Regions from separate parts of the Homo sapiens genome. Here region 2 is linked to region 1. Evidence: chromatin contacts called from ENCODE Hi-C or POLR2A ChIA-PET data. All regions are on one chromosome and are shown on one strand. The core of a region is the stretch at or near the end of the contact, and the rest is flanking DNA. Distances in the headings are between cores, read along the strand shown.

The links. A loop is a pair of places that touch in the nucleus more often than their neighbours do. ChIA-PET counts read pairs that join two places held with the same protein, here RNA polymerase II (POLR2A). Pooled maps may share reads with other maps.
Region 2: POLR2A ChIA-PET joins it to region 1 with 11 read pairs in activated CD4-positive, alpha-beta T cell. The contact joins the promoter of FIGLA here to the enhancer-like site in region 1. A Hi-C loop is called at or near these places in 1 of 168 maps with a recorded cell type or tissue (esophagus muscularis mucosa) and 1 of 50 pooled maps. POLR2A ChIA-PET finds 5 or more read pairs at or near these places in 1 of 52 experiments (activated CD4-positive, alpha-beta T cell).

The regions. Positions count from the first base shown.
Region 1 is chr2:70,324,758-70,331,716 of GRCh38, forward strand. No RefSeq gene overlaps it. Among named protein-coding and RNA genes, the nearest start is that of FAM136A, 26 kb to the left of the region's middle. RefSeq lists a silencer at 5,060-5,354. Within about 2 kb of position 5,119, at least 11 of the 41 ENCODE cell types and tissues checked have a DNase peak (open chromatin) inside an H3K27ac peak, as active enhancers do.
Region 2 is chr2:70,788,224-70,795,128 of GRCh38, forward strand. It overlaps FIGLA (folliculogenesis specific bHLH transcription factor), which reads right to left and starts at 2,420. Exons shown (of 5, transcript NM_001004311.3): 1 at 2,185-2,420. The coding sequence starts at 2,415.

The DNA.
Region 1 (6,959 bases), core at 3,869-6,368:
GATGTCCATGTTGAAAACACAACATAATTTCCTATATAAAGGCAAAATGCCTTAGTACACAAAGCCCTGTATGTTGGGCCCTCCTCTCTCTCTGAGCTTACCTCCCCCATGCTCTGCCTGGCACTCTGTGTTAAACATGTGTACTGGCCTTTTTATTTCTTCATGTGCACCAGGCTTCCAGGACCACAAAGGCTTTGCATACGCTCTTTCCTCCACCTGCAACTCTTCCCTCCCTTTTTGACTTAGTGCCTTCTCTCCTTTCAGATCTAAGTTTACTCATTGCTTCCTTCAGGAACCTTTCCTTACCTCTGTAATCAGTCAAATCCTCCCTACTCCTGGGCTACTCAAACTATGAAGCATCCTGGTAAGGTGCAGATTCTGGTTCAGAAGGTCTGGAGATGCTGTGTTTCTAACAAGCTCCCAGGTGGAGCCCAGGCTGCTGGTGCATGGACCACAGATTAAGTATTGTAATCCTTTTCTTCCCAGCACCAGTTGTGGTGTACTTTTATTTTTTATTTATTTATTTTTTTGAGATGGAGTTTCCCTTTTGTTGCCCGGGCTGGAGTGCAATGGTGCGATCTCGGCTCACTGCAACCTCTGCCTCCTGGGTTCAAGCGATTCTTCTGCCTCAGCCTCTCGAGTAGCTGGGATTACAGGCATGCACCACCATGCCCAGCTGATTTATATATATATATATATATATATATATATATATATTTTAGATGGAGTCTTGCTCTGTCGCCAGGCTGGATTGCAGTGTTATGATCTCGGCTCACTGTAACCTCTGCCTCCTGGGTTCAAGCAATTCTCCTGCCTCAGACTCCTGAGTAGCTGGGACTACAGGCGCACACCACCATGCCCAGCTAATTTTTGTATTTTTAGTAGAGACAGGGTTTCACCATGTTGGCCAGGATGGTCTCGATCTCTTGACTTAGTGATCTGCCTGCCTTGGCTGCCCAAACTGCTGGGATTACAGGTGTGAGCCACCACGCCCGGCTGATTTTATATTTTTAGTAAAGACGGGGTTTCTCCATGTTGTCAGGCTGGTCTTGAACTCCTGACCTCAGGTGATCTACCCGCCTTGGCCTCCCAAAGTGCTGGGATTACAGGCGTGAGCCACCACGCCCGGCCGTACTTTTACCTTTTTTATGGGATTATTTGACTAACATCTGTGTCCTCCACTAGATTGCAATAAGCATCATGAAGGCAGGGACCATGTCTATTTTGCTCACTGTTGTATTTAGTACTCAGCGTAGGGCCTGGTACATAGTTGGTGTTCAAGACATATTTGTTGAATAAATAAATGAGAAAAATGACGTCATTATCTACAGATATGGTAAGAAGGCATTTGATACAAATGTGTTTTGGCGAAATTACCTAATAAATTAAGGATGGAAAGTTTTCCTTGAATATGATAAAGAATATCTACCTTAAATATTAAAATGTATTATAAAGTATAGTATGGCAATAGACATAGAGAAAAATATTTACAAATGAATAACGAGCTCACAATAGATTCAAATATATATATAGGGATTTAATAAAAGATAAAGATGGCTTCAAATCACCAAGGAAAAAGAGGAGTCACTCAATCAACATATTAGAACAACTGGCTGGCCATTTGGGGAAAAAGTGATCTAAGTCTCATGTCAAAATAAACTCCAGATTTGAAATTTAGAAACATAACAAAAAAGTGCTAGGGGAAACACAGGCAAAACTGTTCTTATAATCTTGAGGCAGGATGATTCTAAGTAGGACATAAAGGAGAGAAATAAAACAGAAAAATATGGATATGCAAAAATTAAAAAACCCTTGTTCTTCACAAACTGGGAAAACATTTGTAACATATGTGTCTGATAAAAGAATGATAACAAAGTGTTTCTACCAATTAAAGAAAAAGGCAAAAAACTCAATAGAAAAGTGGGCAATTTAGCCGGGCAAGGTGGCTCACACCTGTAATCCCAGCACTTTGGGAGGCTGAGGCGGGCGGATCACCAGGTCAAGAGATCAAGACCATCCTGGCTAACATGGTGAAACCCCGTCTCTACTAAAAATACAAAAAAAAAAAAAAAAAAAAAAATTAGCTGGGCGTGCTGGCATGAGCCTGAAGTCCCAGCTACTTGAGAGGCCAAGGCAGGAGAATTGCTTGAACCTGAAGGTGGAGGTTGCAGGGTTGCAGTGAACAGAGATCGAGCCACTGCACTCCAGCCTGGTGACAGAGCAAGACTCAGTCTCAAAGAAAAAAAAAAAAAAAAGAGAAGTGGGCAATTCACCAAAGGAAAAAGAAATAGGAATGGCTAATAAGCATATCGTTGGAGAAGGCTTTGTCCTCCTAAAAAGATATGTTGAAGTCCCAACCCCTAGTACTTCAGACTGTGATCTTATTTGGAAATAGGGCCTGTACACTTGGATTAATTTATATTCTAGTTAAACTGAGGTCATAGAGTGGTCTCTAATCCATTGTGACTGGGTGTCCTTATAGAGTGGGGACATTTGGACAGAGGCAGACAGGCACAGAGGGAAGACACGTGAAGAGGCACAGAGAGAAGACAGCCCTGCAAGCCAAGGGACAGCTGAGGCTACCTGCAGCCAGGAGAGAGGCGGGAGCAGATCCTTCCCTACCATCTTCAGAGGTGAGACCATCAATATCTGTTGTTTTAGGCCACGCAGCTTGTCACACTTTGTTAGAGCAGCCTGAGGAAACTAATGCATGTATGAAATCATATTCAGTTTCACTAAACATTTAAGAAATCAAAAAGAAAACAAATCACGGTTCTTCCTATCACACAGTTCAACTCGTTGGCTAGCAGGGCAAAACCTTTTGCAGGCGAGGATGAGAGGAAAAAGGACCGTTTACACGGTGGTGATGTAAATGGTACGACTAGCCTGTAGAGCAAGGTCATTTAGCAGTGAATATCATAAGCCACAAATACATGAAAACTCCTTGACCCAACAATTCATCTTGAAGGAGGGAGATAAGCAGACATGTTTGGAAAGATATGTGAACTAGGATGTATAGTACAGCATTTATAATATTCCACGTTTGGAAGCAACTAAACGTGTAAGAACAGGAAACAGATTAAATAACTAACAAAAGGACCGTGCAATGAAGTACCCCACAGACACAAAGAACCACACTGTAGGAGAATTTTTTTTGGTAAGAAAGAAGTATGTTACATTTGATTGAGTGAAAAAACTCAAGTAACAAAATAGTTTATGCATCATGATTTATTTTTAAAATAAGAAACAAATGTTATATATACATGCCTAGAAGAAAATCTGAAGAATCACAGCACAACTGTTAAGGGTCATCACATAGGAGTGATTGGATTAGAAATGACTATAATTTTCTTCTGAATGTTTACAGGGGTTTCTAAGTTTTCTTTAATAAATGTGTCTTCTTGCTCACAGCTGTAATCCCAGCACTTTGGGAGGCCGAGGTGGTCGGATCATTTGAGGTCAGGAGTTTGACACCAGCCTGGCCAACATGGTGAAACCCCGTCTCTATTAAAAATACAAAAATTAGTCCGGGCACGGTGGCTCACGCCTGTAATCCCACCACTTTGGGAGGCCGAGGCGGGCGGATCACGAGGTCAGGAGATGGAGACCATCCTGGCTAACACGGTGAAACCCATCTCTACTAAAAATACAAAAAAATTAGCTGGGTGTGGTGGCAGGCGCCTGTAGTCCCAGCTACTCGGGAGGCTGAGGCAGGAGAATGGCGTGAACCCGGGAGGCGGAGCTTGCAGTGAGCCGAGATCGCGCCACTGCACTCTAGCCTGGGCGACAGAGCGAGACTCGGTCTCAAAAAATAAAAAATAAAAAATAAAAAAAATTAGCTAGGTGTGGTGGCGCATGCCTGTAGTCCCAGCTACTTGGGAGGCTGAGCCAGGAGAATCGCTTGAACCCGGGAGGCAGAGGTTGCAGTGAGCCAAGATCGCGCCATTGCCCTCCAGCCTGGGTGACATAGGCTCCATCTCAAAAAAAAAAAAAAGTGTCTTCTTTAGTTATATAAAATTTCTCTTGTTAGAACATCCATCCTAATTAATGAGAAAAAGAATGAGGACTGATAGTTCATATAATACTAAAGCTCACTCAACAAAACTTTGAAATTATTATTATTTTTAGTTAACTATCAGGTGCTTTATCCACAGATACTTAAGGCCTTATCACTGCCCAGAGACATTAGCTGGACCAAAGGGCAGCATGGGCAAGCTGGGCTGCTCAGCAGGGAGCAGGCGCTGTGGATTTCCGTTTTCATCCCGTCAGCTTGCTCCCTCTGTAATCACAGCTCTGCCCAGATTGTCTTAATGACAACCCTGCCTCACCTGGTTTCCGGAATGGATGCATTCCTTCCCACTTTGATCACAGAATGCTATTCTCATTCTCCAGGGTGTGGGCCCAGCCTGGCTCAGTGCCTGCTTGCCAAGGACCTGCCCTGAGTCACTCTGTCTTTGGTGCCGACAATCTGATTGCTACAGCTGGATATTTTTTCTTTCCTCTCCTTCAACTTGAAGAAAACACCCTCCTACTCACTCCCGCTGCCCTGCCCTGCCCATGGGAATCACTCTAGAGTTTAACAATGTTGTCTGTCCTCTGTCTGTAACTTTGGGAAAACAGGTGAGCTGGGAAGCAGCAGGTGAGCTGGAGTACAGAGTACAAAAGGGCACACTGGGGCTTTGGCTTCTGTTCTGATGGATTGCCAGGGTGTACAAAGCAGTTCTCATGGAAAAGGCATCATGGCAATTTGTTTACTGTGGTTAGTCTTGAGGATCTGCTGTTAATTTAGCCATATATGTGTACACACACACACACACATGCATGCAAATGTGTTAAGAACTATAAAGTTCTCTACAATCGTTATTTAAATATCAGAGACGCTCTTGGTTGAGCTTTTGTTTTTTTTAGAGACAGTCTTGTTCTGTTGCCCAGGCTAGAGTGCAGTGGTGTGATCATAGCTCACGGTAACCTTGAACTCCTGGGCTCAAGAGATCCTCCTGCTTCAGCTTCCTGAGCAGCTGTGACTACTGGCATGGGCCACTATGCCTGCCCAATTAAAACAAATTTTCTTTTGTGTAGATGCGGTCTCAATATGTTGCCCAGGCTGCTTTCAAATTCCCGGCCTCAAATGATCCTTCCACTTCAGCCTTCCAAAGTACTGCTATTATAGGCGTGAGCCACTGCCCTTGGCCTCCAGCCAGCTTTATAGAACATAACTACTGTGAATAATGAAGGTAAACTGTACTTTGCCTCACCCAAGATGGTGGGACCTGTAAAGATTCAAAAGTGCCGGCTGGGCGCGGTGGCTCACGCCTGTAATCCCAGCACTTTGGGAGGCCGAGGCGGGCGGATCACGAGGTCAGGAGATCGAGACCATCCTGGCTAACACGGTGAAACTCTGTGTCTACTAAAAATACAAAAAATAGCCGGGCGTGGTGGTGAGCGCCTGTAGTCCCATCTACTCGGGAGGCAGAGGCAGGAGAATGGCGTGAACCTGGGAGGCGGAGCTTGCAGTGATCCGAGATAGCGCCACTGCACTCCAGCCTGGTTGACAGAGCGAGACTCCGTCTCAAAAAGAAAAAAAAAAAAGAAGATTCAAAAGTGCCTAAGAAGGTTTGAGTGGGCATCTAGGCTCCTGGGGAACATCTGTGTTCCGGTGTTCCACAGCCTGAACCTCCAGCACTCTGTGAGCTCAGAGTGGGGCCCTCTCTCCTCTGCACCCCAGACACCAGCATTAAGTTACTGCTGCTCCTCCCAGCAACCCAGAGGTACCTCTGGAACTTTGTGGCTCAAGCTTGATGTTAGTGGATGTGTTTGATTCTAGGGGCGGGGAGAAGTCTGCAGGAACTTCTTCGGCGGCAGTGTAGAGACTGCTGCTTAGGGCCAGCCTGGGTGGGAACAGATGGGGCTGCTCACCTCCCAGCTGAAGCAAAAAAAAAAAAAAAAAAAAGCAGGGAGGAGACTGCCCCCTATTAGAGGAGAGAAACAGAATTCACAGCTGGAGACACTATTTGGGGGTTGCAAAGAGAGACTATACATTGGATTTGAACCATGAGGTTGGAAGCTGATGGGACTGGGAACAAGTTGGGCTGGAGCAGATGAAACAGGGAGATGTGAACAAAAGAACACCAAGGAGGGGAGCACCAGAGAGGAGCAAAACACATGTCACCCTGCCCATATCCCTCCAGTGGGGGACACAGATGCCAAATAGATAAGCAAAGTGTATCATTATAAATTGGGGGACGTATTATTCAGAAAAGGTAGAGGGCTGTGAAAGAGAATAACAGAGGGGCTTTAACTGAGATGGGGATGGGGGAAGCCAGGAGAGGCCCCAGAACCAAGCTTTGAATTGTGAAAGGATGTGAACCAGGCTGCAGGGGCGCCCAAAGCACATTAGGAGCAGAATGGCCCACCTGGGGTCACCAAGATGGACAGGGCTGGGTGCCTTCCAGGACTGAAAAAACCGTCTGCCTGAGGGGCAGAGAGGCCAGTGGGGTCGGGAGATGAGACCGGGAACAGAGGCAGGGCCAGACCATACCGGCCTGCAGGCTGCGTGAAGGAGCTTGGAGTTTATTCTAAATGCAACTGTGCTCTGGGTGCCTGTCCTCACGGTGTGACTTTTAGGACCACCAAATATATTTGATGGCATTGTTCTATGTTAGAGCAAACTTGCAGATTTTATAAACATTTGAAGGGAGATACACTGCCACGTTTGCAAAGTTGTTTTGAAGGTGGAAGTGGGTGAAACTGTGTTCCTCTTTCTACTTTTAAAATATTTTGCCTTATTTTCTTAACGACTGCATTACTTTGATAAATGTGAACATTATGGGAAAAAGAGCCCCCTGTGCTGATGGCTGAAGTCCCTGGGTCCCATGGGGTAGATTCTGGGCTAATGCTTTATGTTCATGAAGTTTTATAAAAATTGTGATTTTGATTGGGATTGCACTGAATTTATGGAT
Region 2 (6,905 bases), core at 1,170-3,669, 460 kb after region 1:
GCTTTTTGGGGGGTGTGATTAAGTGATATAATGTACAAATAAGATACCTCACCCAAACCTGGCACATAGAAAGTCCTCAAGAAGTGGTATTGCTGGTGATGAATCAAATGTACAAATACTTGTCAACTCAAGCACTGAGCCATCAGCTCTTCAAACTCTTTCCCCACTGAGTTAATGATATAGAGGCAAGGGTGAGAATCCAGAGAGTTGGTGAGACTTCAAAGGCTCCTCATATTTTATTTTTCTCTCTTCTCCAGAGTCTAATCCCTGTCTCTGAAGGCCTATAATTCTGATGTTCATCCCCCTGGGAGATACAGGCCTTGGGAGAACTGGCTCCCACTATGCCACAAAGCCAATATATATTGAGTATATCCTACCCTGGAGCAAACCAGACAAGGGACATAGTTGGCCAATTCACAGGAGAATACAACAACCACTCAGTGTATAAAAAGAATTTAATAATCAAAGAACTACAAACTAAAACAGAAATTAGATACCATTTTTTATGTATCAAGGTGGTAACATTTTTGTTTTATCATACCCAGGATAAGGGATAGCTTGAAAAAGAGAACAGTCCTAGACCTGTAAGAAGGGATAAAAATTAGTAAACCTATCTAGAAAGCAATTGGGTAACTTGTATCAAAAGCCATTCCATTGTATATGCCTTAAGTCTCAGTAATTTCACTTGTAGCATTTTATTCTAAGGAAATTATCAGACACGCACATAGAGTTACACCGATAGGTACCGGTAAAAAGCTACAAACAGCAAACATGCCTAACAATAAGAGACTGAATACATTATGGTCCATTTTTGGACAGACTATGCAGTCAAAAACTATTCTTTGAAAGAATACTTAAGAATATAAGAAAATGCTTTTGATAATGTTAAGTGGAAAAAATTACACAAATATGTACTGAATATTTTGTAAAAATTATATATATATATATATGAATACACAAAACTAGAAAAAGACTGGGTGGATATACACAAAAATGTTCACAGTAGTTATATCTGTGTTGTGTCTCTTAACTTCTTCACTCATTTCTGTCTTTTCCAAGTGTGTTAACCTTATCATTATAAAGAATAATAAAGCTTATTCGTGTTTTAGTGGATAAAACCAGGACTGATTCTCTGGAGAAGACAATTCCTTCCTGGTGGGAAGGACCACTTAAACTATTAGATCATAATCTCTTTGTAGGGCCACCGAATCAGATCACAGGGTTCTGTCCATCAAGAGTCTAGTACTGGTAAAAGAGGAGACTTAAAGAAGTCTCCTACTCTCCTGTCGTCCTTTCTGCGCTTGCCCTCTCCCTGCAAAGCTCCTACTTGATTCACTGGGACATTTCTGAAAGGCCTAGGAACAGCCCCGGGCGGTACTTCTCTCCCCAGTCCCAGTCCTGAACGTGCGCTCTGCTCCCTCTTCTACCCCTCACCCTTCTCTCTCCTGGATTCGCCTCTGCTGCAACCAAACCCGTAGACTGCAAACGCTAGGAAGGAGACCATGTCTCCCAAGTTTGGGGCTGAGTTTCGTTAGATAGTAAAATCTACCAGCAGGTGCCGCTCCAACCACGGCCCACAGGACCCTTCCCGTTTGCGAGTTGCTGCGGCTCGACTGGGAAACACTCACTTTATCTTGACAGAGTTGAGTGGGAGTCTTGGGTGCACACTGGGACGTCGTGTTTCGTTACTTTAAAAAAGAAAAGTCACTTCCGTCAGGCCCCCCTTTCTCCTCACCCTCGTGTGTGCTTCGAGGCCGAGATGCAGAGAGCAAGAAAAAGGAGCGAAGGGGATCCCTGCGCGTCCCAAGCACCCACCAGCGCCTACGGTGTGAGATGAAGGCGCACCCCCTGGGCGCGAAGCTTTTAAAGCACCTGCCCAGGGAGACATTTTTGAAGTTGTCAGGGCCCCTCCTCTGTCCCCTCCCAGACCCGGGTCCTGCACAAATCCTGGAGGGTTAGCGGGCGAGGCGGCCACCGCAGCGGCCGCCAACGAGCAGCTGCACGGAGGTGCAGAAGAAGGAGGCCACTGCCATTCTCCTGACAAGCTGGGGGCGTGGGAGGCCTCGGGAGCTCGAAGTCGCCTCGAGCGGGGGTGGGCGGTGAGCGGACCCCCGGGTGTTGACCAGGTGTTTGGTGGTAGAGCAGGGAAGGGGGGAACGGACGTCGACCCTAGGGATCCCTCACCCGCTCACGCTCCTTGGCGTTGGCCACACGCCGCCGCTCCAGCACCAACTGGAGGTTTTCAGTGGACGAGTAGCCGCCCGAGGGCAGCCGCTTGAGCCGGCAGACAGCGGCCAGCTGGGGCAGCGGCCCGAACTGCTCCCGCAACACGTCCTCCAGCACCTCGGCTTGCGGGGTGCCCAGGAGCGCGGGCGGCGCGGCGCGGGGATCTAGGACGCCGGGCGCGGGGTCCATGGCAGGGCCGAGGCCGCTGAGGCCGGGCTTTCACCTGCGCACCCGGGGCCGCACGAGGCCCGGGCGGGGGCGGGGCGGGGGCGGGAGCTGGACCACCTGCAACCATTCCCCGGCTGCGTATTCCAATCCCGGCCTCCTCTCTGGAGGCTGCGTCCAGGCATCGCGTTGAATAAGCCGCACAGGTGTGACTCGGGAGCGCTGGAGCGCAGCCCCGGCTGCACACCTGGAACCGCCGGGAGCGTGGTAGTGGTGTTTTTCTCAATCCACATGCCACGGTTCCAGTCCCCCAAATTCCCATTTAATCAATCTGTCTTGGGGCCTGAGCTTCTGGCTATGTGTATACAGAAAAATGTGATGGATATCCACAAAACTTTTTTAAGAATTCGTTTTGAAATAAAAGTTGCGGGGAAAATGGCAAGAAGAGTTTCTAAGAGCTCCTGTACCCCCTTCGCCACGCTCTCTACTTGCTAAGTTTTCACGTTTGCTCCGTTGCCCTCTTTCTCGCTGTGAATATTCTCATTTTCATTATTCTTTTTCCATTCTATTTGAACTATTTTCTTTTTTCGCGAGTGGGGGGATACATCGCTTTATTCATTTTCCCCCTTTTCCACACAGACCTTTATTGTCAACACAGCCAAACACAGTTGTTACTTCAGAAAATGTGCTGGAAAATAGCGATCCCAAACTTGTTTAATAGTAGAGTACAATTTAGTACTCTAGAAATAATTAACTACATCTTCTGTTTTGAGTAGATTACTCATGAGAGTTTGTTTCTCTGGAGGTTATCAATATAACTGGAACATTCTGATCTTGCACCTGAAAATCAGACATGTTTCTGGAAGCCCTCTGTAAAATCATTCCTTCCAAGCATAGAAATACATTTTTTTTTCTTTGGTCTGAGAAAATATTTTTTCTACGCTTTTGTTTCAGGTTCAGGGGTATATGTGCAGGTTTGTTAAGTGGGTAAATTGTGTGTTGCTGAGGTTTGGTGTACGAATGATCCCGTGGCGTAAGTAGTGAGCCTAGTACCCAATAGGTATCCTTCCAACCCACGCCCCCCTCTTACTTCCCCCTCAAGCAGACCCCAGTGTCTATTGTTTCCATCTTTGTGTCCCTGTGTATTCAATGTTTAGCTCACACTTATAAAGTGAGAACAGGCAATGTTTGGTTTTCTGTTTCTGTGTTAGTTCCCTTACAATAATGACGTCTAGCTGCATCCATTGATCTATTCTTTTTTTAAAGTTTTTAAGTTGCAGACATGCTGTCATATCACCTCTAAATACTCCAGTGGGTATTCCCCCTAAACAAGGCCTCTCTTCCACATAACCGCAACACAACCACTCAAACTAGGAAGTAAGCATTGGTACTGTGCTACCATACAATCCATGGACCCCATCAAAGTACCACCAGCTGTCTCAACAATGTCTTTTTCTCTTCTGGTTGGAATCCAATCCAGGAGTACAAGTTTTATTCTGTTGTCATATTTCTACTCTCCTTCATTCTGGACCATTTCCTCCATCTTGTCCTGTCTTCATGCCCTTGACAGTTTAAAAGAGTAGGGGCCTTTCATTCTGTAGTATGTCCCTCGACCTGGGGTTGTCCACTATTTGCTCATGTCCAGACCCCAGCCATGCCTTCATGGAGGGGCTCCATATAAATGATGCTGGGCTCTTCTCAGTGCATCACATCAGGAAGTACATGAGGTTGATCTGCCCCACCACTGGTGATGTTAACCTTAATCGCCTGGTCAAGGTGGTGGTGTCAGGTTTTTTCACCATAAATTGATAAATATTTTGTGGGCCAGGCACGGTGGCTCATGCCTGTAATCCCAGCACTTTGGGAGGCTGAGGCGGGCGGATCACGAGGTCAGGAGATTGAGACCATCCTGGCTAACATGGTGAAACCCTGTCTCTATTAAAAAATATTAAAAAATTAGACGGGCGCGGTGGCGGGTGCCTGTAGTCCCAGCTACTCAGGAGGCTGAGGCAGGAGAATGGTGTGAACCCGGAAGGCGGAGCTTGCAGTGAGCCTAGATCTGTGCCACTGCACTCCAGCCTGGGCAACAGAGCAAGACTCCGTCTCAAAAAATAAAAATAAAAAAAAATTTTGTGAGGAGATACTCCTTCTCATCCATTGTTGACTCCTACCTGAATCAACCAGCACTACAATTAGAGGCAAATGATTGGCATTCTACTGTGAAAAAGAGCTTTCCCTTCTTCCCATTTATTTATTCATTTTGTATTTATGTCAGCATGGGCTCATGAATTTCTATTTTAGTCACAGGATATAATTTATTTACATCATTATGTTAATGCTCAAATTGTCTCAGATTTGGCTTATGGGAGGCCCTCTAAGCTGGCTCCTCTGTCCTTTTCATATGACTCCCTCATTCTTTGTGCACTTTCTCACTTGTCCCAGGAAGGCTCTTCTTGAATTTTCCCAGCCCCAGCCCAGGGATCAGTCTATTCTTCTTTTAGTGGAAGGTAGGATTTAGAAACCAAGATCTGTGTGCTTGCTTGCTCATTCCTTTTGGGATGTCATTGCTTCTAAGCCCTTTTTGCAGATATGACACATATGTAGGTAAGTACACATGCATGTATTATATTATAATAATGCATATAATATCCTCTAATATAATATAATGCATATAATAACTATATCTGTGTATCTAAGTACATATATATTTAAAACCATGAGTTCACACTAATACCTCCAACTCCAACCCAACACCTCAGGTTCCCTCTAGTTTCTCTGCTTTCCTTTTTTGTAACTCCTCACCCCATATCTGCTTTTGTAACTCCCTTCTCCAACAATGAGAAGCTTGACTCACATTATCCTCAGTGTAATTACTTATTTGCTCAATCCCTGTACCTAACCAATTTTCTAACCACATCAGCCACCTCTTAGGCCCCACCCTTCTTCAGCTCCCACTCTGACATTGCCTCCCAGGAAAGGTCAAAGGAAAGAAGGGGACACACCAAATGTTTGACTGAGGTTCCTTGAGCATGGCCTGGGAATGGGGAAGTGTGACTGCACATCACATCCTCTATATAGCTTATTTCACAATAAACACGGGCCACTTCTGTAATTTAAAATATATTTTTAAGTAGGAAAATACTTTGTTTGCGCTAAGTTCATTTGGTGTTGTCTGCTGGCAGGCAGATGGAAAGCAACAAGGGCCAAAAGTGTGGGAAAAAGCTTAAAATGGAGATAGCTTACCCATTTACTTAACTTTCCTTGAAAGCATCATAAAGGACATCATTGATATTATTCTATTTTATTGCCAAACCTTGCAGTGAACAAGGTGGTGTACATTAGGAACCCATTGTGAGCACACCAGATTTGATTCCTTCATACCTGTGTTCTTCCATAAACTCCAACTCTTAACTTTCTGGCCTCTGGTCTGTTAGATTCATACGTTATGTCATTGTTCTCAGGGAAAGCAATCATGTGAACTGATTTAAGCTAAAGTGTTACACCTGATGGTGACTTAGGGCTGATACCTTGCCATACACCCAATAATACAATGGCCTAATGAACAAAAAGTTTCACTATCCTCTAACAGTGTGAAAGGTTTAGGTCAGCTCTGCTCCTCAAGGTCACTTGGGGACTTAGGTTCCTTCCAAATTATTGTTCTTCCATCCCTTAGGGTCAACTCCCCTACAGCATTGTCATCATTGGCATGGCTGAGGCTCGGTAGCCACCGTATCTGGGTTCCAGGAGAAGGGCACGGAAGAGATCTTAAGGCCTGACCAGAGGTGGCACATAGGATTCAACTCACATGCCATTGGCAGGAATTCACACATGGCTACACACGGATGCAAGAAAGGGTGGGGGAATGTAGTCTGACTGGGGAGCCATGTGCCTGGCTACAATTCTGTTCAATGGGGAGAACGCATTTGGTTGACAACAGGAGTCTCTGTCCTAGTGCCCCTCTTCTGTGCTCCAGTAGTGCCCATAAGCCTCTGCGAGATCATTTATTTCTCTTATTTTGGCTCCTTGAAGGAGGATCACTGGCCACAGCATCTCCAGCACCTACGGAGTGCTGGCTTGGCACACAGTAGACATGCAATAAACATTTGTTGAATGAGTGAGAAGGCAAATGAATGAATGATGCTTGCAATGAAGTAAAAAAGCTACTTTGACATGGGTAAAATAAGAACCTGCTTATTCAGGTAAAATCTTTCACGTTTTGCCATAGCTGCTTGACCCTATAATATATATTTGTGAATAAATAAATAGATGAATGAAAAAGCTTACCTAAGTTTACATAGAAAGTAGGAAGATCTCTCTGCCATGGAAAATTGAAGGATAAGTGTCCTCTTAGATGCTGGTGATATACTATGGTTGATATACACAGTACTGGCTCAGTTGCATTCATCCTATACTGCTCTATGGGTCTAGTAGGGAGTTTCCTGTTCCAGGCTGCCTGAAGTATGTGAACATCTTTAGGTCCCAGAATGCATTGCTCTCCTTGTGTTTGCTATTCC